2 separate regions of the Homo sapiens genome follow, and region 2 is linked to region 1. Evidence: read pairs that join two places in POLR2A ChIA-PET (ENCODE). Cell type or tissue: IMR-90. All regions are shown on one strand. Links, peaks and the distances in the headings refer to the core of each region. The heading gives the core; the rest is flanking DNA.

Evidence for each region. Peaks named below come from ENCODE experiments on the same cell type or tissue, not always from the same donor. Only the 100,000 strongest peaks of a DNase experiment are listed, where the experiment ranks them.
Region 2: POLR2A ChIA-PET joins it to region 1 with 17 read pairs; 6 of 35 experiments call an interaction of 5 or more read pairs at or near these places.

Annotation. Positions count from the first base shown.
Region 1 is chr16:67,109,393-67,122,742 of GRCh38, forward strand. It overlaps PHAF1 (phagophore assembly factor 1), which reads left to right and starts at 549. Exons shown (of 16, transcript NM_025187.5): 1 at 549-847; 2 at 10,720-10,802. The coding sequence starts at 784. RefSeq lists enhancers at 1-123, 124-865 and a silencer at 425-684. In IMR-90, for the core only: no CTCF peak of the experiment used is centred there; DNase peaks (open chromatin) are centred at 5,589 and 6,409.
Region 2 is chr16:66,949,130-66,960,659 of GRCh38, forward strand. LOC107984881 (a long non-coding RNA gene) reads right to left here and starts at 5,070. Exons shown (of 4, transcript XR_007065090.1): 1 at 4,994-5,070; 2 at 3,674-3,778; 3 at 1,512-1,682. RefSeq lists silencers at 1,428-1,477, 2,323-2,523, 2,523-2,723 and enhancers at 8,558-8,607, 8,618-8,667. In IMR-90, for the core only: a CTCF peak has its summit at 5,139 (motif pointing right); a DNase peak (open chromatin) is centred at 5,152.

The DNA.
Region 1 (13,350 bases), core at 4,591-7,090:
ACCCCTAACGCCCACAGTCCTCACTCGCTTACGGTTCGACCCTTGCCCCAGGGGCGACTGGGTGGGGCCGTCATTCCTGAACAACTAAAAGCTGCTGCGGCCAGCGTCACCTCCGGCCCCAACGGAGACGGTGGGGGCCGTGAGGCTTAGGGACTCCGCGTCCTCCCTCCTGCTGGGCCTCAGCGTGCCCTCTGTACTTGCCTTCTGCTACCAGTGAACGTGAGTGGGACGTGTGTGTAGACAGCAGACGGGTCTTGTGCAGCTGTGTGACGTGTGTGTTGTGTGGTGAACCCTTCTTTATGTAGATATGTGAAGTGTGTGTGCTGTGGTGCACAGATGTAGGGGCTCACGAAGTACTGGGCTCCTTGCTCCTAGAGCCCGAACAGTTCCCAACGTTACAGCCCTGCCCGACTCAGCCTCCGCAGAGACGGCGGCGGGACCCGCAGTTTGCGCGTGCGCGGCTCCGCCCCAGGCTCCTCCCTCGCGCTGGCACTCCCGCCTTCGCCCGGCCCTCCCCGCGCTTTACGGCCCGGCACGCCACTTTTACTGCAGTCGCGCCCGCCGCCGTCGTTGCCCCCGCTGCCGCGGCTGCTGCAGGTGAGGTGAAGTGAGGTGAGGTGTGGTGTTGGGCCGGTGCTGCTGCCGCTGCCGCCGGGGAGGAGGTGGAAAGCGGGGCTGTGGCGGGCCGGCGGGGGCGGCCTGTCAGCCGCTGCTTTGTCTCCTTAGCTCGGGTCCCTTCTGCGCTGCCGCAGGGAGGCCGCCCGGGCCAGGCGAGCCGAACCAATGCTGGACCTGGAGGTAGTGCCCGAACGCTCTCTGGGGAACGAGCAATGGGAATTCACGCTGGGTGAGTTTGGGGTCCTCTGTCAGGACCCCATTCGCTGATCCTTGCTTTCTCCTGGGCTCTTCCCACCTGTTCTCAGTCTCTCACGCCCCTGCGCCCGCAGCTCCTCACCTCTTTCGTCCTCTCGGCTCGCTGGGCTCCAGGCACTAGATACCCGCTCCAACTGGCCCGATTTGCCTGTCAGTTGCTCGTCTCGGGTCTCAGCAGGGTCTCTTCTGGGACGGTGGAACAGTAGTAGTAAAGACAATAATAGCTTGCTCTCCCCAAATGCCTAATGCCCGGCCCTGCTCTTTTTGGACGTAATTCTCTCTAGTACCCCTCGCCGGCACCTGAGGATAGGTACTGTTGTTATTCCCATTTCCATTTTACAGACTAAATAATGGCTGAGAAGTGGCTGACCCCTCTGATCATCACTGTGGCCTGTGGTCTGTCTCCCACTGCTTTTCTGGGCTGTGGCTTCCTTCCCCTTTTTAGGAGGGGAAACCTAGGCTTGGAACCCATGATCAGATGTTGGGGCTCTGGTCAAGGGAGTTGAGTTTGTGTGTATTAAAGGAACAGCTGACTTGCTTCTCTCTTTTTTTTCTTTTTTTTTGAGACGAAGTCTCGCTCTGTCGCCCAGGCTGGAGTGCTGTTGCGTGATCTTGGCTCACTGCAACTTAACGCCTCGTGGGTTTAAGCGATTCTCCTGCCTCAGCCTCCCCAGTAGCTAGGATTACAGGCACGCGCCACCACACCCGGCTAATTTTTGTATTTTTAGTAGAGACGAGGTTTCACCATGTTGACCAGGCTGGCTGGTTTCGAATTCCTGACCTCGTGATCCGCCCACCTCGGCCTCCCAAAGTGCTGGGATTACAGGCGTGAGCCACTGCACCCGGCCCCGCTTCTCTCTCTTTTGAAATATAGTCTGTATCGGATGCTGTAATCCTAAACCCAGACCTCAGTTGTGACAGGTGAAGGTTGGATGAAATAGGAGTTAGGGAGAAGTAACATTTAGTTTCTAAAAAATGCAGTTTGGTCGTTTTGGGGTTTGCTGGCCCAGCCTTCTCCCTTCACCCTCTCCATTTCCAGCATCACTACTTTTATGTGTACAAGGATGTTTGCATTCAGTAACCCCTGTGTGTTTACTTTGATGTCCCAGCACTAAGAAAAGGGGGTGGGGTAGGTGTTGGTGCTGTTTGTTTGTGCAGGCCTGAACTTTAGTCACTCTAGTGTGAGCTACTGGACTAAATCAGCTGCTCCATTGGATTATAAATTATCCTTGACTCTGGAAGACTTATGTCTGTGGAGACAGTGTGTTGGAGAAACCAGGTGGTACAGATTGCTGGTAAGGCCCTGCTGATGCTTAGTGGCTACATATGTCCTGTGTGTTGTAAGAGCTAGTTTTTGTTGTTGGTGTTTTGTTTTAAGACAGAGTCACTCTGTTGCCCAGGTTGGAGTGCAGTGGCACAATATCGGCTCACTGCAACCTCTGCCTCCCGGGTTCAAGCAATTCTCTTGCCTCAGCCTCCCTACTAGTAGCTGGGATTACAGGCGTCTGCCACCACACCCGGCTAATTTTTGTATTTTTAGTAGAGATTGGGTTTCGCCATGTTGGCTAGGCTGGTCTCGAACTCCTGACTTCAAGTGATCCGCCTTGGCCTCCCAAAGTGCTAGGATTACAGGTGTGAGCCACCATGCCCAACCATAAAAGCCGGTTTAATTTAGGGGAGTTGGCCAAATTCTTTCATAACTTAACACCACTCCTGCAGAGTTCTTTCCAAAATATTAGCTGGTACAAAATGCTCCATTCTCTCGTGAAGCACTAAGAGCTTGGTTGGAAGGCTGGTGATACCATGCTAATGCTGTTTGGCTTCTGGTTAACTCCTTTCCTCCCCTCTCCTTGACAGCTTCTACCCAAGCAAGATCCTCCCACGGCTGGATAAAAACCACAACCATAGCTTCAAACTGTGCTTAGTAGTGTGACTAGGTTGTGGATCTCTTGGTGGTACAAGTATTCAGAGTCCCTTGGTCAAAAGCAGTGGTAGGGACTGGGTGCAGTAACTCATGGCTGTAATCCCAACACTTTGGGAAGCTGAGACAGGAGGATAGCTTGAAGCCAGGAGTTCAAGACCAGCCTAGGCAACATAGTGAGACCTCGTTTCTACCAAAAAAAAAAAAAAAAAAAAAAGCCAGGCCTGTAGTCTTAACTACTCGGGAGGCTGAGATGGAAGGATCACTTGAGGCTGGGAGGTCAAGGCTGCCGTGGGTCATGATCACACCACTGGGCGTGATCCTGGGTGACAGAGAGAGACCCTGTCTCAAGGAGACAAAAAAAAAAAGTAGTTACTAGGATATTAATTGAGATGAGGATTTCCAGAAAACTGAGTGAGAGAGCAAGGCTTCTCTCAGCTGTTGTTTTGATACCCTAACCCTGACTCCTAGCTCTGCTAGTTTCCCAGGAATCAAGGGTTTACACAGTTCTTACAAACTGTCTAAATAGCAACCAAAAACAGTGAGAAGGGCATTTCTGTATATTGGGTCAAGAATTGAATTTTAGGGGGAAGCTCATAGACTGGCCCAGAGGCTTCATGATTCCCTTGGGTCTTAAAATTCATTTTTACATGGTGTCTGCCTGAGAGATGGTGTTAATTTAACTTTATCAGACTTTAAAAATGGAAAGTCATTTTCCACCTCTGTCAATCTCCTCCCCCACCCTGAACACGTCCAAACTACATTTGGGGCTGTTAGGTAGGGATAGGTCTCGGAAGGGAATCTGCTTTAGAATTACATGCCTAGGCTAGTGAACCAGGAAGAACTTACCTCTTGCCACCACAGGCTTGTAAGATAGGTGTTGTTATCTCTTTTTGCCAGGTGAGGGACAGGCTCAGAGAGAGAGATGATAAACAAAAGTCGCCAAACAGGCATATCCTGCATGCCACTGCTCTTTCCTTCTGAAAGTGGACTCAACTTTGTCACCAGGTTTCTTATTGGAATCTGTGCAAATGCAGATGCAATTATCTGCCTGGCATCACAATGGGAAGCTGCATCCTGGCAGCTCCTTGGCTGCCTTCCTGGTTGTATAATGTTGGATGATTAGGGAAATGCGAGCAACACAGGGAAAGGAAAACCTAGGCCAAGCAGAATCTCTGTGAATATGAATGTCACTGATGATTTGACCAGCAGTGGAGTAAAGGCAGTGCAGATTTGAAATGTTTTGTTTTCTTTTTTTCTTTTTCTTTTTTTTTTTTTTTTGAGACGGTGTCTCACTCTGTTGCCCAGGCTAGAGTGCAGTAGCGTGATTTTGGCTCACTGCAAGCTCCACCTCCCAGGTTCATGCCATTCTTCTGCCTCAGCCTCCCAAGTAGCTGGGACTACAGGCGCCCGCCACCACGCCCAGCTAATTTTTTGTATTTTTAGCAGAGACAGGGTTTCACCGTGTTAGCCAGGATGGTCTTGATCTCCTGACGTCGTGATCCGCCCACCTCGGCCTCCCAAAGTGCTGGGATTACAGGCGTGAGCCACCGCACCCAGCCTCTTTTTTTTTTTTTTTTGAGACAGAGTCTTACTCTGTCGCCCAGGCTGGAGTGCAGTGGCGTGATCTTGGCTCACTGCAACTTCTGCCTCTTGCGATTATAGGCTTGCGCACACCAGGTAATTTTTTACTTTTAGTAGAGATGGGGTTTCACGATGTTGACCAGGCTGGTCTCGAACTCCTGACTTCAAGTGATCCTCCCGTCTCGGCTCCCAAAGTGCTGGGAGGCATGAGCATTTGTGCCGGGCCCTGAAATGTTTTCAATGAGAGTTGCAGAATGTATTGATGCAGAGGCAAGTCTCTGAATTTGTTTTTGAAATTAGTCTTGAAAGGGACTAAAAAAGGTAGATTTAAAGGGTCAGTGAAGAAAATACCTTCTCCGAGATTACCTTGTTCCACAGAGACTGAAGGCTCACTGTGTTGAAGGCATCATCTACCTCTGTGAACTCTGCTCACAAACATTGAAAATAAACAGTGCACAGTGACTCATGCTTGTACTTTGGGAGGCTGAGGTGAGGGGATCACTTGAGCCAAGAGTTTGAGACCAGCCTAGGTAACATAGTGAGACCCTGTCTCTATTTAAATAAAAAATAAATAAATAAAAATTTAAAAAAAAAGAAATGATCTTATTCCCTGAAGAGCTTAGTCTAGTGATAGAGAGGGATTATAGAAATAGTTCCTTTTATTATAATCAAGTAGAAGATGTATAGGGTACTGTGGAGGGGAAGAAGAAGGGACTTGACCTGACCTAGGGGTTCAGAGAAGGCTTCCTGCCAAACAACAGGAGCTGGAAATCTTCCAGTCGAATGAAAGAAGAAAAAAAAAAAAAACCACAGGAGAAAAGGTAGATGATGTGTGCAGGGAACTATAAGCAATTTGGTATTATAATTAGAGCATGATGTACTGGTAGAAGAAGAAAATGGATTTCCCAGAGTCCCAATTCTGTTTGGTTATAGCTGCCTGGGATACTATCAAGGATACTTTGTGTTGGAATCTGTGCAAATCTGTGGAAAAAAGGATATGTATTAGTGAAGTGTATTGTGGGCTTTCGTTTAGGAAGAACTGGATTTGGAGAGGTGGGGAAGAAGGAGGAATCTAGAGGTTTCTGACTTGAGAAACTCTGTATGATGTTGGACATAGATATTGAGACCTAGAATACAGAGAAGATGAAAAGATCACTTTTAATCTGTTGGCTTTTATTTGCCTTTAGATGTATACAGAAAACAGATGGAGATATGAGTCAGAAACTGGGTGGTTAGTTGAACCAGGGATGAGCAGAAGAAACATAGCCTATTGGAGAGACTTGGAAAAGTTAGAGGAGAGTAGTATTGGTGGAGAGACAATAGGAGTTCAAGAGAAGGAGGGTGGTCAACAGGATTCGTGGTATAGGACCTAAGTGTTCTACCTAATTGCTTTGTTTCACAGATGTGCATGACCACCTACAGCTGTGCCAGGCACAGTGATTGGGTGCTGGGAGGTATTGAGGTGAACAAGACAGACAAGGTCCTACCTCTGTGAGGATATAAGGGAGACTAACAGATAAATAAATGGTATGAGAGGCTTCATTGAATAAGGCAGTGAGGGAAGTGAGGTGTGACCAAGACCTAAAGTGCGAACAAGAGGCAGCTTTGGGTAGAGCATTCCAGATTCCAGCAGCAACAAGAGCTAATTCAGAAGCCTGAGGTGAGAAGGAGCTTGACGTGTGCAAGTAACAAAGGGTGAACAGTGGAAAGAAGATATAGATGGGTAAGATCCAGAATATTCAGGGCCTTTGGTGATGACATGGTGTTTGGGTTTTATCTGCCTGCAATGGGAAGCCATTGAGAGGTTATAAGCAGGCAAGTGCTGAGATCTGTGAGACAAAGATTTGTGCGGTTTAGAAGGCTGACCATTCTGTTAGAGCTGGGATAGTGCTCCTGTTTCTTTGCCATTCATATAGTTAGTTCCCTTTAGAGATCTTTCGTAGCCCTCCTTTACCAGTAGCTGTGTGATGACCAGTCACCATGGCTGCTTCGTCTCCTCTGGGTGAGTTTCTCCCTGGGTGACTCAGGATCCTAAGATCCTAAGATGCTGAGACATCCTTTGATGTGGTAAATGGAATCCTCCCTCAAGAAACTGGCATGGGCTGGGAGCGGTGGCTCATGTCTATAATCCCAGCATTTTGGGAGGCCGAGACGGGAGGATAGCTTGAGCTCAGGAGTTTGAGGCCAGCCTGGGTGGCATAGCAAGACCCCGTCTCTTTGAAAAAAAGAAAAAGAAACTGGCATGTGCCACGTGGATCAGAGAAGCCATGCGGCCTTCCTCTTTCTTGACATCTAACTAACTGAGTTTCTCTGTCTTCTGCACGTGGATGTTTGTCCATTCCTCCTGGGAATGACAGCATAGATGTTCCTCCATTTAGGAATGGCAAAGGTGAGGGATGCATCCAGCTTGTTCATATTCTCAAACATTTATTGAGTCCCTACTGTGGGCCAGGTTTTATGCTATGGAAGGCTGAAAAGTGCTTTTTTAAAGATTATAAGTCAGCCTTGTGATGATTGCCTTCAACTTTCTTCAGACTGAAGAATGGCCTCTCAGATGAGGGTAGAATCAGATTGTTTAAATGTAGATGAGCCATGAGCTTTTTACCTTCTAATTAATTCTTCATTTGTCAGCTCTTTTTTGCATATCGCATCTCTTTGACCTGGAGGCCAACTGATTTAAATGTGAACTGACTGCCATCGGATGAAGCCATGGTCCCTTTTCCTTCCTTTCTCTTGTCACCCACTCTACAATCCATCAGTCCCACTCAGTAAATATTTATTCAATAGTCACTGTATTGGCCACGTGCGGTGGCTCACACCTGTAATTCTAGCACTTTAGAAAGCGGAGGTGGGAGGATTACATGAGCCCAGGAGTTCAAGACCAGTCTGGGCAACACAGTGAGACCTAGTCTCTACCAAAAATTTAAAAGTTAGCCAGTTGTGGTGGCACATGCCTGTAGTCCCAGCTACTCAGGAGACTGAGGTGGGAGTATCTCTTGAGCCTGGGAGACAGAGGTTTCAGTGAGCCAAGATTGCACCACTACACTCCAGCCTGGGTGACACAGTGAGATTGTGTCTCAAAAAAACAAAACAAAACCAGTCACTGGGTGGTTAGCTCTGAGCAGGGTACAAGGGATCCAGAGAGTGGTGAACAGCAGATACATTGTTTTTGTATTCATTAAACTATGAGTCTTTGTTTTTTGATTGCCCAGGACCTGTCTCTATGTGTGTTTCTTCTTGTTTAAATTATAATGGACTCTGGAAACAAACTTTTTTTTTTGAGACGGAGTGTCACTCTGTCGCCAAAGTTGGAGCGCAGTGGCACGATCTCAGCTCACTGCAACTTCTGCCTGCCAGGTTTAAGCAATTCTCCTGACTCAGCTTCCTGAGTAGCTGGGACTACAGGCACACACCACCATGCCCAGCTAATTTTTTTTTTTTTTTTTTTTTTTGTATTTTTAGTGGAGACAGGGTTTCACCAAGCCGGCCAGGCTGGTCTCAAACTCCTGACCTCGTGATCCGCCTGCCTCGGCCTCCCAAAGTGCTGGGATTACAGGTGTGAGCCACCGCGCCCAGCCTGGAAACAAACTTTTTGGTGGTCTCAGTGAGTCCTTAGACTGTTGGAGATGTCATTGGAATTTGGATTACTTAAACTGGAGGCATATGTAAATCTGCTTATAATGGGCCATGAGTTAAAGAACCAAGTGTTAAGAGTTAGATATTCAGGCCGGGCACAGTGGCTCATGCCTGTAATCCCAGCACTTTGGGAGGCCGAGGCGGTGGATCACGAGGTCAGGAGATCGAGACCATCCTGGCTTACATGGTGAAACCCTGTCTCTACTAAAAAATACAAAAAATTAGCCAGGCGTGGTGGCGGGAGCCTGTGGTCTGAGGCAGGAGAATGGCGTGAACCCAGGAGGCGGAGCTTGCAGTGAGCGGAAATCGCACCATTGCACTCCAGCCTGGACAACAGAGCGAGACTTCAGACTGCGTCTCAAAAAAAAAAAAAGAGATATTCAGGAATGCCTCGCCCTGTTGCTTTTTTTTTTTTTTTCCTCCTGAGACAGCACCTGGCTCTGTCACCCAGGCCAGAGTGCAGCCTCCACCTCCCAAGCTCAAGCCATCCTTTCACCTCAGCCTCCTGAGTAGCTGGGATGACAGGGGCACACCATCATGCCTGGCTGATTTTTTTTTTTTTTTTTGAGATAGAGTCTCGCTCTGTAGCCCGGGCTGGAGTGCAGTGGCGCAATCTTGGCTCCCTGCAAGCTCCACCTCCCAGGTTCATGCCATTCTCCTGTCTCAGCCTCCCAAGTAACTATGGGACTACAGGCGCCCGCCACCACGCCCGGCTAATTTTTTTTTTTTTTTTTTTTTTTTCTTTTTTAGTAGAGATGGGCTTTCACCATGTTAGCCAGGATGGTCTCGATCTCCTGACCTCGTGATCTGCCCTCCTCGGCCTCCCAAAGTGCTGGGATTACGGACGTGAGCCACTGCACCTGGCTGCCTAGCTAATTTTTTTGTATTTTAATAGGCATGAGCCACCGTACCCTGCCCCTGTTGCTTTTTTTTTTTTTTTTTTTTTTTGAGACAGAGTCTTGCTCTGTCTCCCAGGCTGGAGTGCAGTGGCGCTATCTCGGTTCACTACAACCTCTGCCTCCTGAGTTCAAGCAGTTCTCCTGCCTCAGCCTCCAGAGTAGCTGGGACTACAGGTGTGTGCCACCATGCCTGGCTAATTTTTGCATTTTTAATGGAGACAGGGTTTCACCACGTTGGCTAGGTTGGTCTTGAACTTCTAACCTGATGATCTGCCCATCTCGGCCTCCCAAAGTGCTGGGATTACAGGTGTGAGCCACCGGGCCTGGCCCCTTGTCGCTATTTTTAAATTAAATAAAAAATAAAAAGAACTAGATATTTGTGGGATTTTAAGTAAAAATCCAGTGAAATCCTTGGTAAAATAAGTTGATTCATTGATTCTGGTGGATGAGTGATCTTAAACTTTTTTTTTTTTTTTTTTTTTTTTTTGAGATAGGGTCTTGTCTGTCACCCAGGCGGGAGCACAGTAGCACTTATCATGGCTCACTGCAGGATCAACCTCCTGGGCCGAAGCAATCCTCTCACCTTAGCCACCCCAGGACCTAGAGTAGTCCCGGCATATCCCACCATGCCCAGCTAATTTTTTTACTTTTTGTAGAGACAGGATCTTACTATATTCCCAGGCTGGTCTTAAATTCCTGGCCTCAGGCGATCCTCCTGCCCTGCCCTCCCAAAGTGTTGGGATTACAGGCATGAGCCACCACACCCAGTCCTGATTTTAAACTTTTAAAATTGTTCCTTATAAGTCATGTACTCTAATAGGCCTTCATTTCAGAGATGCAGAGACAGGTGCCAGAAAGGAAGAGAAAGGACCTATCTCAGGTCATATCTAAGCCATGGCAGAGTGAGGACCAAAACCTGGGTCTGCAGAATTATGCAGTCAGTGCTTTTCTTGCTTGGTTCTTTGATTCATACTTACTTTGCTTTCTCTGAGCGCTTGTCTGTGTCAGATCAGTGTGGAGGTCCCTGTTTCCAGGAAGACTTTTTGTATATTCACTGCCTCCCATCCCCTTCCATGCATGTCCAACCTTTTGGCTTCCCTGGGCCACATTGGAAGAAGAATTGTCTTGAGCCACACATAAAATAGACTAACACTAATGATAGTTAATGAGCTTAAAAAAAATAAAAATGTAAAAAGGGTCCATGCATCATACGCATCTTTTTTTTTTTTTTTTATAGACAGAGTTTTGCTCTGTTGCCCAGGCCGAGTGCAGTGGCGTGATCTTGGCTCACTGCAACCTCCGCCTCCTGGGTTCAAGCATTTCTCCTGCCTCAGCCTCCCGGGTAGCTGGGACTACAAGGGCAGCCACCTCGCCTGGCTAATTTTTTTTTTTTTTTTTTTTTAGTAGAGTCAGAGTTTTACCATGTTAGCTAGGCTGGTTTCAAATGCCTGACCTCAAGTGATCCTCCCACCTTGGCCTCCGAAAGTGCTGGGATTGCAGGCATAAGCCACCACGCCCGGCCCATGCATGATTTTTGTGATATCCACCACCACAGATAAGCAAAAGAGTCCTTGCATTCAAAGAGTTGGACACCTGTGCACCGTCCAAGTATTCTCTTAGTGCTTGCTGCTTAACATTATTGTAGCTCTTACTGCTTATTGAACTCTTATTTACTCATGTATCTGTAGACCTTAGTAGCCCCCAAACATCCCCAGGCTTTACTGCAGGGACCAGTGCCTAGTGAAGTGGTAGATGTCAATAGATGGATAGCCAAAATAACCACATAGGTGTCTTGCTTTATTTCAGGAATGCCTCTGGCTCAGGCAGTAGCCATTCTTCAGAAGCACTGTCGCATCATCAAAAACGTCCAGGTTCTCTACAGTGAACAGGTGAGTGGTGGCTGATTTGTTTATTGAAATAGCATCCCTCGGTAGTGAGTCACTTCCAGAGCTGATGCTTTGGGATAGGCTGACTGGCAAGGATAGCTGTGTTCGAATGGGAGAATCTCTAGCACCAGCCAGTTATCAAGTACCTTTTCTTTGATTCTGAAACTTCTGCTCTTGATTATCTAGTACAGCTAGGTTTGGAAGAGCGGTAGTAATTGAACCTTTGTTTTGTCTGTGCTCAACTTGCCTACAGGCCCTTAAACAGGGACTTTTCAGTGGTAGGTCGCTTCAGAGGCTGTCTCTGGTCTTTTAGAGTGCTTACCTTCCACTTCCGTGTTTAAAATTGTCTTTTCTGCTTTTGTTGGTTAGTTTGTGTTCAGGATTTTTGCAGTGCAGATCTCTAGCTAGCACGGCATACCAGATTTGAAAGGAAACAGATATAATTCACCCCTTTATCTCTCTCAAAGAGCAATCTTCCCACCACTGAATTCTCTGAAACCTGCAGTTCTGTGACACAGACCATGTGCTGCCATGTTGAACAGCCTTTGTGGTGTCCTGTGTGTCACAAGCCTCAGGGAATAGTTTTGAGCCTACAGAGGCTAAAGGATGTCCCCAGTGACTTTTCTGAGACCCTTTGAGTACTAGTTTGATTATTTCAGTTCCAATTAGTTTCAGATCCTAAAGCAAATGACAGCTTATTTCTGACATGAAGAATGTTGTAAATTGTAGGTAGGCAAAATTTCTGAGAGGCTTCTCAGTTTGACTTGGAGCACAGTCAGAATTGGGCCTGTTACCTATACCCAGAGATTACATTCTGCCATGTTGTACCCCTCTACCAGCCTAGTGAGACCCTCATTTGAGGGATCTGATAGAAGACATGCTTAATCTCCAAGCAAGTGCTTGAGTATTCATGTGGTGCCTATGACAGAACAGGAGACTTGTAGGAGTGGGCATGTGGTGCCTATGACAGAACAGGGGACTTGTAGGAGTGGGCAGGGGTTTCTTTTTTTTTTTTTGAGATGGAGTCTCGCTCTGTCGCCTAGGCTAGAGTGCAGTGGCACAATCTCGGCTCACTGCAGGCTCCGCCTCCTGGGTTCACCCGCCATTCTCCTGCCTCAGCCTCCCGAGTAGCTGGGACTACAGGCGCCCACCACCACACCCAGCTAATTTTTTTTTTTTTTTTTGTATTTTTAGTAGAGACAGGTTTTCACCCCATTAGCCAGGATGGTCTCGATCTCCTGACCTCGTGATCTGCCCGCCTCGACCTCCCAGAGTGCTGGGATTACAAGCGTGAGCCACCGTGCCTGGCCAAGAGTGGGCAGGGGTTTCTTAAACCACCATGGATTATCAGTGCCAAAGTGGATTCTCGTTAATTAAATTAATTTATTTACTTTTTTTTTTTTTTTGAGACAGAGTTTTGCTGTTGTTGCGCAAACTGGAGTGCAATGGTGCAATCTCGGCTCACCTCAACCTGCGCCTCCCGAGTTCAAGCGATTCTCCTGCCTCAGCCTCCCGAGTAGCTGGGGTTACAGGCATGTACCACCACTCCCAGCTAATTTTGTATTTTTAGTAGAGACAGGGTTTCTCCGTGTTGGTCAGGCTGGTCTCGAACTCCTGACCTCAGGTGATCCACCGGCCTCGGCCTCCCAAAGTACTGGGATTACAGACGTGAGCCACCAGGCTTGGCCTATTTAACTTTTAAGAAAATTTATTTTAGTTTTTTTGAGACAGTATCTTGCTTTGTCATCCAGACTAGAGTGTAGTGACATGATCACAACTCACTGCAGCCTCAATCCCCTAGGCTCAAGTGATCCTCCCACCTCAGTCTCCTGAGTAGCTGGGACCACAGGTTCATGCCACCAGGCCTGGCTAATTTATTTTTATATTTTGTAGAGATGGGGTCTCACTGTGTTTTTCAGGCTGGTCTCAAACTCCTGGACTCAAGTGATCCTCCCACCTCAGCCTCCCAAAGTGCTGGGATTACAGGCGTGAGCCACCGTGACCGGCCAAAATGTATTTCTTATATCACCATCATCATTGTCTGTTATTCCAGTATTTGGGTATAAACAGTGTTAGCATTAAGCTGATTTTCCCCAATATCTTCTGAGCAACTTTAACACATTAGCAAATATGGGTTTGACCAGGCACTGTGGCTCACACCACTAACCCCAACACTTCGGGAGGGCCGAGGCAGGAAGATTGCTTGAGTCCAAGAGTTCGAGACCAGCCAGGGCAACATAAAATAAAAAATTAACCTGGAGTGGTGGCACACACCTGTAATCCTGGCTATTCAGGAGGCTGAGGTGGGAGGATCATGAGCAGTGAGGTATGATTGTATCACTGCACTTCAGCCTAGGTGACAGAGCAAGACCCTGTCTCAAAAAAAAAAAAAAAAAAAATGGGTTTTTGAGTCTGAATCCTGATTTAGATCTCTGCTTTTCTCATTTCTAATTCATGAGAGTTGTGGCATATTAATAAGTAATCTGGTTATCTTTATGTAAAACAGTATAGTTTCTTGATAATAGAATAATCTTTGGGTTTGTTTATTTGT
Region 2 (11,530 bases), core at 3,873-6,372, 160 kb before region 1:
AGTAATAGCTTCTGGCAGCAGCTGGCTCTCAATGTGTGGCGTCCTTGGCCAAGGGGGCGCGCTGAGCCCTCCAAAGGGGCCTCAGACAAGGTTAGTGGTCCTTGGGGAACAGAAGCCCCCAGGCTCCAAATCCTAAAGCAGATCTAAGAGGCCGCAGTGGCTGGGTGCGATTGGCTCACTCCTTTAATCCCAGCATTTTGGAAGGCCAAGGGGGAGAATCGCTTGATCCCAGGAGTTGGAGGCCAGCCTGGGCAACATAGACTCAGAGTGTACAAAATAATTAAAAGAAATTAATGGGCTGTGGTGGCCTGTGACCTCTAGTCCCAGCTTCTTGGGAGGCTGAGGTGGGAGATCACTTTAGTAGGGGAGGTTGAGGCTGCAGTGAGCCTTCATCACACTATTGCACTCCAGCCTGGGTGAAAAAACAAAAATCTGTCTCCAGAAACAAGAGCCAAAGAGCTCGTGGTGTCCCTCACGCCATTTACCTCATCCTGGGCAAGGGCACAACTTGGCTTCCAGGGCAAAGGTGAAGGCTCTGTGTGCCTGCCAGGCTTCTCCAGGCCCTTTTCGAAGCTCCGGGAGTGTTTTGGCCTTTGGTCCTCTCACCTGAAACTCTCCTAAGTGTATGATCTGACTGCCTCTCCCGACCCTTTCCCAATTTAATCTGCCCAGGTGGAGTCCATATTCGCCCCATGGTGCACTCCTGCAGGGCTTCCTCCCATGCCTGCCCTTGATCACATTCTAGAATTCACCAGGAGCCCAGCAGGAAGATCTGCCTGGCCTCACAGATGGCTACCTTTTGAAATATTTTGGGCCAGACACAGTGGCTCACACCTGTTATCCCAGCACTGTGTGAGGCAGAGATGGGAGGATCACATGAGGCTAGGAGTTAGAGACCAGCTTGGGCAACAAGACTTGTCTCTACCAAAAAAAAAAAAAAAAAAAAAAAAAGGACTCTCAGGCATGGTGGCACACAACTGTGTTCCCAAGTACTTGGGAAGTTGAGATGGGGGGATCTCAAGCCCAGGAGGTGGGGGCTGCAGTGAGCTGCAATCACACCACTGCACTCCAGCCTGGGCAACAGACGGAGTCCAATATTTAGATGTATATTATATTATATTATAAACATATGTGTGTCTGACAAATATATTATATATTTTGGTAGAGACAGGCTTTCACCATGTTGGCTAGGCTGGTCTCGAACTCCTAACCTCAAGTGATCCACCCACCTCGGCCTCCCAAAGTGCTAGGATTACCAAAGTCACCCACTGCGACTGACCTGTTTTCTGACTTTTTATTATGAAACTGGGCTCAGATTTCCCAAATCCTACAGAAGCAGAACCTGAGGTTCCAAAAGGGAAAGTGCCAGGCAGGTGGGAGCTGGTGGGAATAAGAACAGCAGGTGAACCTCCCTGAGGCACAGAGAGGGTCAAGCCTGCTCAAGGGCTGCACAGCACCAAAGGATGAGCCAAGTCTGAGGTAGAAACAGTAGTATAAGAAATCCAACATACCCATTGTCCGTCTTCAGCAATAACAAAGATCTTGTTTTTGTTTCTGTTTTAAATCAGCTTTCTCAGGTTGAATATAACCTGGTGTTTTCCGGATGGCCACCTCTCTCTTGCATCATTATTTGAAACAAATCCCAGACATCATATCATCTGTAAAGTTTTCATCATGTCCTACTAAAGAAAAGGAACATATATATGTATGTGTGTATTTCCACAACATAATATGTTCTCAATTTAATCAAATATATGGTCGTGTTCTTTAGTATTTATAAATGATACTTGTATTAATACAAGTTTTTTTTTAAATCAGGATTCAAATAACGTTCATACTTTGCAAATAAGTAGATATTTCTTTTTTCTCTTTTTTTTTTTTTTTTGAGATGGAGTCTCACTCTGTTGCCCAGGCTCACTGCAACCTCTGCCTCTTGGGTTCAAGGGATCCTCATGCCTCAGCTCCCAAGTAGCTAGAATTACAGGCACATGCCACCACGCCTGGCTAAGTTTTGTATTTTTAGTAGAGATAGGGTTTCACCATGTCAGCCAGGCTGGTTTCAAACTCCTGACCTCAGGTGATCCACCCACCTTGACTTCTTAAAGTGCTTGGATTACAGGCGTGAGCCTCCATGCCCCACCAATTGTCTTGGCTTTATAGTTAGGAGTGGAATTGCTGAGTCATATGGCAACTCCATGTTTAATCCCCTGAAAAACTGCCAGACTGTTTTCCAAAGCAGCTGCACCATTTTCCTTTCCCCTGGCAATGTATGAAAGTTCCAAGTTTTCCATATCCTTACCAACACTTATTATTATCTGTCATTTTTATGTGTTTCTTGAATCTCTTTCAGTCTTCAGATTTACCATCTGCCTCTCTTTAATTTTCTTTCTAAATTTTGTTGCATGTGGAAGAAACCAGTTTATTTGTTCTGGAGAGGATCCCACCATTTAGGTTTTGCTGATTGCATCCGGGTGGTGTCTTTTAACAGTTCTTCTATCCCCTGTCTACTGTGTAAACTTGTATTTATATTCTAGAGGCATAATCAGATTTGGGTTTTAGGTTTTATTTTGTTTTGTTTTTTGGAGGACCACTTCACATGTGGTGCTGCATACTTCTGATAGAAAATATGTAACGTCTGATTATCTTGCTTGTTGGGATACCACAAAATGAGTGGTTGACATCACAGTGAGAATTCAATGTGCATTTCTCTTACTATGAATGACTTAAAGATCTCTTCGTTTATTTGAGAGACACTGATTTGTAGTGCTTATTCTGAACACATTCTTATGCTACTTTTTCTGTTGTATACATGACATATTCTTTGTTTGTAGAAATTCTTTATCGATTAAGAGGACTGATTTTCTCTGTTAGGCAATTTTCCATCACTTCCTCCCTCCCTGATCCCCACAGCAGTCACACTATGTTTTTTCTGGAGACTGGGTCTTGCTTTGTTGCCTAGACTAGAGTGCAAAGGCGGGATCATAGCTCATGCAGCGTCGAATTCCTTCTGCCTTAGCCTCCTGAGTAGCTGAGTAGCTGGCCCAGAGTTTGAGACCAGCCTAGCCAACACGGTGAACCCCTGTCTCTACTAAAAATACAAAAATTAGCTAGGCTTGGTGGTGCACACCTATAATCCTACATATTCAGGAGGCTGAGACACAAGAATCACTTGAACTCAGGAAGCGGAGGTTGCAGTGAGCCAAGATCGCACTACTGCACTCCAGTCTGGGTGACAGAGCGAGGGTCTGTCTCAAAAAAAAAAATAAATAAATACTACCGGTTTCGGCCAGGCACGGTGGCTCATGCCCATAATCCCCGCACTTTTGGATGCCGAGGTGGGCCTCCTGAACTTGAGCCCAGGACTTTGACGCTAGCCTAGGCAGCTTGGAGAAACGCCATCTCTACAAAAAAAAAATTCAAAAATTGGCTGGATGTGGTGGCACGCACCTGTAGTCTCAGTTACTCAGTAGGCTGAGGCGGGCAGATCACTTGAGCCTGGGAGGTCAGAGCTGCAGTGAGTCGTGATTGTGCCACTACACTCCAGCCTGGGCAATACAGCAAGACCCTGTCTCAAAAAAAAAAGTTTCCTATACTGATATAAAACTTAAAAAAAAATTTTACAGATTGATGTTATAAACTGGGTGCCTTCATGTGACAGAAATGTATTGCTTACAGTTATAGAGGCTTAGAAGTCCAGGATCAAGGTGTCAGCAGATTTGCTGTCTGGCAAGGACTTGTTCTCTGGTTAATAGATGGCAGCCTCTCATTGTGTGCTCCCCTGGAGGAAAGGGAAAACAAGCTCCATCTGGCCTCTTTTGTAAGGACACTAATCCCCTTCACCTCCTGAAGTCCCCACCTCTTGACACCATCACATTGGGGATTAGGTTTCACCATACAAATTTTTGAGGCAATACAAACATTTAAACCATAGCACTTAGAGCTCCCAGATTTCAGCCACCAAGGTCACCAACTACTGAAAATGTAAAAGTTCCTATACTCCCCTTTTGTCCCACTAAATGTCGTCTATCATTGACATTTAAAACAAGCCACCTTTACAGGCCAGGTGCGGTGGTTCATGCCTGTAATCCTAGCACTTTGGGAGGCCAAGCCAGGTGGATCACCTGAGGTCAGGATTTCGAGACCAGCCTGGCCAACAAGGTGAAACCCTGTCTTTACTAAACACAAAAATTAGCCAAGCGTGGTGGCACATCCCTGTAATCCCAGCTACTTGGGAGGCTGAGCCAGGAGAATTGCTTGAACCCTGGAGGCGGAGATCATAGTAAGCTGAGATTGTGCCACTATACTCCAGCCTGGGTGACAGAGCAAGACTCAATCTAAAAACAAAAACAAAAACAAACAAACAAAAACAAGCCACCTCCTCGCCTATCTGTGTCCTGCAGAGGTGACTCAACCCATTTTTGTAAGAAGCAAGACTGGGCTTGTCCACAGGCCCCTGAGCCTGGGCCTCCTGTACAGTTGCCAGGAAAGCCAAGCCGATTCCTCAGTGGCCGTCTCCTGAAGGTTGCTCTTCTTCTCAGTGGTTCTACAGACACTGTAAGGCCCCTACTCACAGGATCGTAGCACACTCGCGAAGATGTTTACCTGTGGGGTGTGCCCCGGAAGTGGGATTGAGGGTCCAAAGGTCCAGGCATATCTAAGAAAAGAGATTCCTGTTCCCTGGCTCCCAGGAGCCTCTCCACCCAGGGAGATGTTCTCTGGCCTTTCAGAATTCCCTTGCCAACCTTTCAGCCCCCTGAGCATCCCCGAACTCACCATGTGTGTCCATATGATTATTTTCCTACTTACCTCATTGTTGTCCCTAAACTTTTCTCCTTCCTGGCTTCGCAAAAATCCTCCTCATATTTTATCTCAGTGTGCAAAGGTGGCCAATTGTGTTCAATCGGCCTCTTGGTTTCACCAAAGTATATTCCCTCTGTCATTAAGAGGCTGTATTCTAGTCCCATAGACCCTAATAATCCCCTTATACCCCTACCTCTGACCAACTTGCCTCTCGGGGCACCGGATTTCCAGGGCGAAAGTCTCCCTTCTTTCCATCCACGGCCTTTAAGCCCAACTACAGCTTTTTGAAGTTTGGAGCGAAAGACCAGGACACCCACTTTGCCCATTTGGGCCACCAGGTGGCAGACAAGGATAATGTTAAACCTGGGCTGACTTGAACTTGAGAGAGCAGGGAGACTTTCCTTTCAATAAACACTGGTGCATAATGTTTCCACTACATTCTGAAAGCATTTATTGAACACCGGCTGCATGCCTGTCTCTGTATGTTTTTCAGTTCTGCAGAGGTACAATATAGTTTCCCAATATACATTCCCAGGATTACTGTTTAGACTTAATAGTTATTTTTTAACAGCTTTATAGTGAAATAACTTACAATTAAATTTACCTCCCCCCACCCTTTTTTTTTTTTTTTTTCTGAGGCAAGGTCTCGTTCTGTCACCTAGGCTGGAATGCAGTGGCACAATCACAGCTCACTGCAGCGTCCACCTCCTGGGCTCAAGCCATCCCCCACCTCAGCCTCCCAAGTAGCCAGGACCACAGGCACATGCCACCATGGCTGGAGAACTTAAATTTTTTTATTTTTTATTTTTGGTAGAGGCGAAGTCTCACTAGGTTACCCAGCTGGTCTCCAACTCCTAGGATCAAGTGATCTTTCCATCTAGGCCTCCCAAATTGGTAGGATTACAGGCAGATGTGAACCACTGTGCTTGGCCTAAACTCACCCATTTTCAGTGTGCAGTTTGATCACGTTGAGTAAATGTATAAGACATGCAAACACCACCACGTGGAGTTTTACAATATTTCTATCACTCCAAAATTCCCTCAAGCCCTTTTGCAGTCAATCGTCCTGATCCATGCTCCTAAGCAACCATCGAGTTGCTTTCTGTTGCTATAGTTTGCATTTTCTAGAATATGAATGAAATAATACAAATTATAAATTAATATGATAGTACTAATTATATAAATGAAATAACTTGCGATTGGCTTCTGTCAATTGTGTTTTTGAAATTCAACCAGTAGTTCTTTTCTTTTATCGTGGAGTGGTATTCCATGTATAAATATACTCCCTTTCTTTTTCTTTAGAGACAGGATCTTGCTATGTTGCTCAGGCTGGTCTTGAACTCCTGGGCTTAAACAATCCTCCCGCCTCGGCCTCCCAAAGTGCCGGGATTATAGAAGTGAGCCGGTGTGCCTCGCCAATATACGCAACTTTATTAATTCATCAGTGTAGGGGTGGCCTGCCCCTCCACACCTGTGGGTATATTTCATCAGGTGGGATGAGAGACTGAGAAAAGAAATAAGACACAGAGACAAAGTATAGAGAAAGAAAAGTGGGCCCAGGAGACTGGCGCTCAGCATATGGAGGACCTGCACCGGCACCGGTCTCTGAGTTCCCTCACTTTTTATTGATTATTATTTTCACCATCTCAGCAAGAGGAATGCGGCAGAAGAGCAGGGTGATAGTGGGGAGAAGGTCAGCAAGAAAACATGTGAGCAAAAGAATCTGTGTCATAATTAAGTTCGAGGGGAGGTAGTATGCCTGGATGTGCACGTAGGCCAGATTTATGTTTCTCTCTGCCCAAACATCTCAGTGGAGTAAAACATAACAAAGCAGCATTGCTGCCAACATGTCTTGCCTCCCGCCACAGGGCGTTTTTTTTCCTATCTCAGAATTGAGCAAATGTACAATCGGGTTTTATACCGAGACATTCCGTTCCCAGGGGCAGGCAGGAGACAGAGGCCTTCCTCTTATCTCAACTGCAAGAGGCCTTCCTCTTTTACTAATCCTCCTCAGCACAGACCCCTTATGGGTGTCGGGCTGGGGGACGGTCAGGACTTTCTCATCCCAAGAGGCCATATTTCAGACTATCACAGGCGGGGAGAAACCTTGGACAATACCCGGCTTTCCAAGGCAGAGGTCCCAGCAGCTTTTCGCAGTGCGTTGTGCCCCTGGTTTATTGAGACTAGAGAATGGTGATGACTTTTACCAAGCATACTGCTTGTAAACATTTTGTTAACAAGGCACGTCCTGCACAGCCCTAGATCCCTTAAACCTTGATTCCATACAACACATGTTTTTGTGAGCTCAAGGTTGGGGCAAAGAGGTTGGGGCAAATTGGCTGGGGCAAAGTTACAGATTAACAGCATCTCAGGGCAAAGCAATTGTTCAGGGTACAGGTCAAAATGAAATTTCTTATATCTTCCCTTTCTACACAGACACAGTAACAGTCTGATCTCTCTTTCTTTTCCCTACAATCAGTGGGTGCACATTTGAGTGACTTCCATTTTTGGGGTATTTTTATAAAGCTGCTGTGAACATTTTCAGACAAACCTTTCATTTCTTTGGGGTAGATAGCTGAGATTGGACACTCACCATATAATGCCATTCTGGGTCATATGGCAAGGGTGTGTTTCACTTTTAAAGAAAACGCCCCCTATTTAAAGATCTACACTAGGCTGGGCGCAGTGGCTCACGCCTGTAATCCTAGCACTTTGGGAGGCCGAGGCAGATGGATCACCTGAAGTCAGGAGTTTGAGACCAGCCTGGCCAACATGGTAAAACCCCGTCTCTACTAAAAATACAAAGATTAGCCGGGCATGGTGGCGCATGCCTGTAATCCCAGCTTCTTCAGAGGCTGAGGCACAGGAATTGCTTGAACCTAGGAGGCACAGGTTGCAATGAGCTGAGATTGCACCACTGCACTCCAACCTGGGCGACAGAGCAAGACTCTCAAAATACATAAATAAATAAATATCTACACTACACGACAAATACATAGATTTTGTGTGTGTGTGTGACGGAGTCTTGCTCTGTCACCTAGGCTGATTTTTTAAAAAAAATAAAATGCCAAACTGTTTTCCAAAATGACTATATGATTTTTGCAACCCTACCAGCCATCTGTGAGGGTTCCAGATGCTTTCTATCTTCACTAAAACTTGGTCTTATGGGCCTTAAATCTGATTTTTTCAGGTTTTTGTTTTCGTTTTTATAGAGTCAGGGTCTCTCTGTCAGCAAGGCTAGGGTGCAGTGGCATGATCATAGCTCGCTGTAAACTTGAACTCCCGGGCTCAAGGAATCCTCCCACTTCAGCCTCCTGAGTAGCTAGCAAAACAGGCATTTTTAAAAATTCTGTAGCCAGGCGTGGTGGTTCATGCCTGTAATCCCAGCACTTTGGGAGGCTGAGGCAGGCAGATCACGAGGTCAAGAGATCAAGACCATCCTGGCCAACATGGTGAAACCCTGTCTCTACTAAAAATACAAAAATTAGCTGGGCGTGGTGGTGTGCACCTGTAGTCCCAGCTACTCTGGAGGCTGAGGCAGGAGAATTGCTTGAACCCACGAGGTGGAGGTTGCAGTGAGCTGAGATTGCACAACTGCACTCCAGCCTGGCAACAGAGCGAGACTCTGACTCAAAAAAAAAAAAAAAAAAAAAGAAAAGAAAAAAAACTGTAGAGATGGGATCTCATTATGTTGCCCAGGCTAATCTCAAAATCCTGGGCTCAAGCTATCCTCTTGTCTGAGCCTCCCAAATTGCTAGGATTACAGGTGTGAGCCATCACACCTGACCCTGATTTTTTTAAATGCATGTTTAGTGGCACCTCATTGCAATTGGTTCCTTGGACTTTTAGCCTCTGCTTTTGACTATCTCTCTCTCTGTGTCTCTATCTCTCTATATTTACTATATATGTAACATTTCCTCACACACAGAGAAATGTGCTCCCGAGATGACTCTTCTTTTCCTTTCACTTCTTTTTCTTGAGACAGAGTCTCCCTTTATTACCCAGGCTGCAGTGCAGTGGCACGATCATAGCTCACTGCAGCCTTGACTTCCTGGGCTCAGGCAATCCTCCCACCTCAGCCTCCTAAGTAGCTGCAACTAAAGGCGTGCAACACCAGCCTAGCGAATTAAAAAAAAAAAAAAATCTGTAGAGATAGGGTCTCACTATGTTACCCAGGCTGGTCTCGAACTCCTGAGCTCAAGTGATCCTTCTGCCTCAGCCTCCCAAAGTGCTGGGATTACAGGTGTGAGCCACCATGCCTGCCCTTCATTTCACATTTTTATGATTCCCTCAGTCATCATCGATGCCAAGACCTCTGAACCATAGCACAGTAAATGGTGGAATCCATGGGCATGTTCCCCCCAGTAGTCATGGACAGCAGCCCAGGGATTTGGAAGAAGTTGACCTGTTAATGTAAAGGAGCTTTGTCACTGGACTCTGAGCTGGGAGGAGCTGGGGACCTCTTAGCACCCACAACCCAGGTATTAATTAGGACATGAGAATTAAGGGCAGAGTTAGCATCTACCAAGGCAGGAGGCTGGGAGGATGGCTGGGGCCACAGTGAGTTGGATGGGAGACATTGAATCAACAACAGGCCATGCTGTTGGGTGGAGGTCGAGAGCAACTTCTGGTGGAGACTGGAAGGAGAGAAACTGGAGACAGCAAAGGTGGATGACTAGCTTTCCTAGAAATAAGAACAGAAGGGCCAGGCATGGTGGCTCACGCCTGTAATCCTGGCACTTTGGGAGGTGGAGGGAGGAGGATTTCTTGAGCCCAGGAGTTCGAGACCAGCCTGGTCAACATAGGGAGATCCCATCTCTACAAAAAACATACAAAAAGTAAAAAAATAACCAGGCATGACGGCACACATGCACCTGTAGTCGCAGCTACTTGGGAGGCCAAGGTGGGAGGATCACTTAAACCCAGGAGATTGAGGCTGCAGTGAGCCAAGATCATGCCACTATACTCTACCCTGGGTGACAGAGTGAGACCCTGTCTCCAAAAAAACAAAAAAGAAGAGGAAGAAAGAAAGAGAGGAAGGAAGGAAGGAAGTGGGGGGGAGGGAAAGAAAGCAAGAAAGAAAGAAAGAAGAAAGAGAAAGAAAAGAAAGAGAGACAAAGAAAAGAGAGGAAATAAAAAGAAAGAAAGAAAGAAAAGAAAGAAAAAGAAAGAGAGAAAGAAAGAAAGAGAAAGAAAGAGGAAGGAAGGAAGGAAGGGGAAAAACAGAAGAATGGAGCAATAGCTAGAGGGCAAAGTGGGTCAAGGCAGGCTTTGATGGTGGCATTTACACAGAAGCTGTGTTTGCAGCTGATGGGAGGGATGCTGCTACCAAAGAGACAGCCCTGGGGACGTGGGAGGGGACCAGGGTCTAGTGTCCATGGGTAGGTCCCAGAGCTGGGACTAGAGCAAGACAAGCAAGTGTAAAATTTAGAAGGCATTCATTCTCAGGTGCCGACCCTCTACTGGTATGACCCCGGGGGTGAGTGACTCTTTAACTTTTATGCCCTGGGCGCCTTGCTGGCCTGTCTCACCCTAGTCCTGGCCCTGGTAGGCCCATCCACAATGCTAGGAGGGAAGGCAGACCTAGCTGCAGGGAGTTGGGAAACGTGGCCTTGGGAGCAGATGGAGAGCTCTCCTGGCAGCATCTATACCCGAAGATGGAAGGTAAGATTGTGGGCGGAGAAGAGATCCAGGTGCCTTGATGTGAGTGTTGAAGGTGGAAAGCATGCCAGAGCCAGGTGCTAAAATCTTCAGCAAATGATCAAGGGGGTGTGGCTGGGGGGTGGCAGGGCTGTGATGGCAACAAGAAGAGGAAGGTGGAATAGGGAAGGACAAAGTCTGGAGGCAGCTCTGAAAAGGAGACCCCACCCCAGGCTGCCGGGGAAGATTCAGGAAGCTGCAATGGTTTTTTATGAATTTTTTTTTAGAGAGAGAGTCTTGCTATGTTGCCCAAGCTGGCCTCAAGCTCCTGGGCTGAAGCAATCCTCCTGCCTCAGCCGCCTGAGTAGCTGGGACTACAGACTTGTGCCACAATGCCCAGCTGGCACTAGTTATTTTTGGCAGAAGGGAAGTTTCATCCTAAAGCCTGTCTCTTCAGCTCTGGGTGCCAGCTGGAGCCCCGGAAGAGGATCTGGCATCGTGTTTAGGCACAACCCTCACTCTGTCTTTCACTGGGCCAGCAAATATCTATCCATCCTCCCACCGCCTACTCCCAGCCAGCCATGTTCCTGACACTGAGGCCCAGAAGTGAGTCCTGCCCTCCCTGGGGGTGGGAGCCTCCTAAGCCAGCAGAGAGACAGATGCCCTGCAGATCCCCGCCCCGGTCAAGAGCAGGCTTCCATCAGTTCTGGTTCCCAGACTCTCCTCTCCTCAGGCTTCCATGAGTTCTGGTTCCAAGCCCCTCCCCTCCTCTCCCCTCCCCTCCCTCCCTCCCTCCCTCTCTCTCTTTCTTTCTCTCTCTATTTTTCTTTTTTCTCTTTTTGTTTCTTTCTCTTTTTCTGTCTCTTTTTCTTTCTCTCTCTCCTTTCTCTCTCTCCTTCTTTCTCTCTCTCCTTTCTTTCTTCTCTCTCTCTCTTTCTCTCTTTCTTTGTCTTGCTCTATAGCCTAGCCTAGAGTGCAGTGGCATTATCACAGCTCACTGCAGTCTCGACAACCTGGGCTCAAGTGATCCTCTCACCTCAGCCTCCCAAGTAGCTGGGACCACAGGCATGCACCATCACACCTGGCTAAT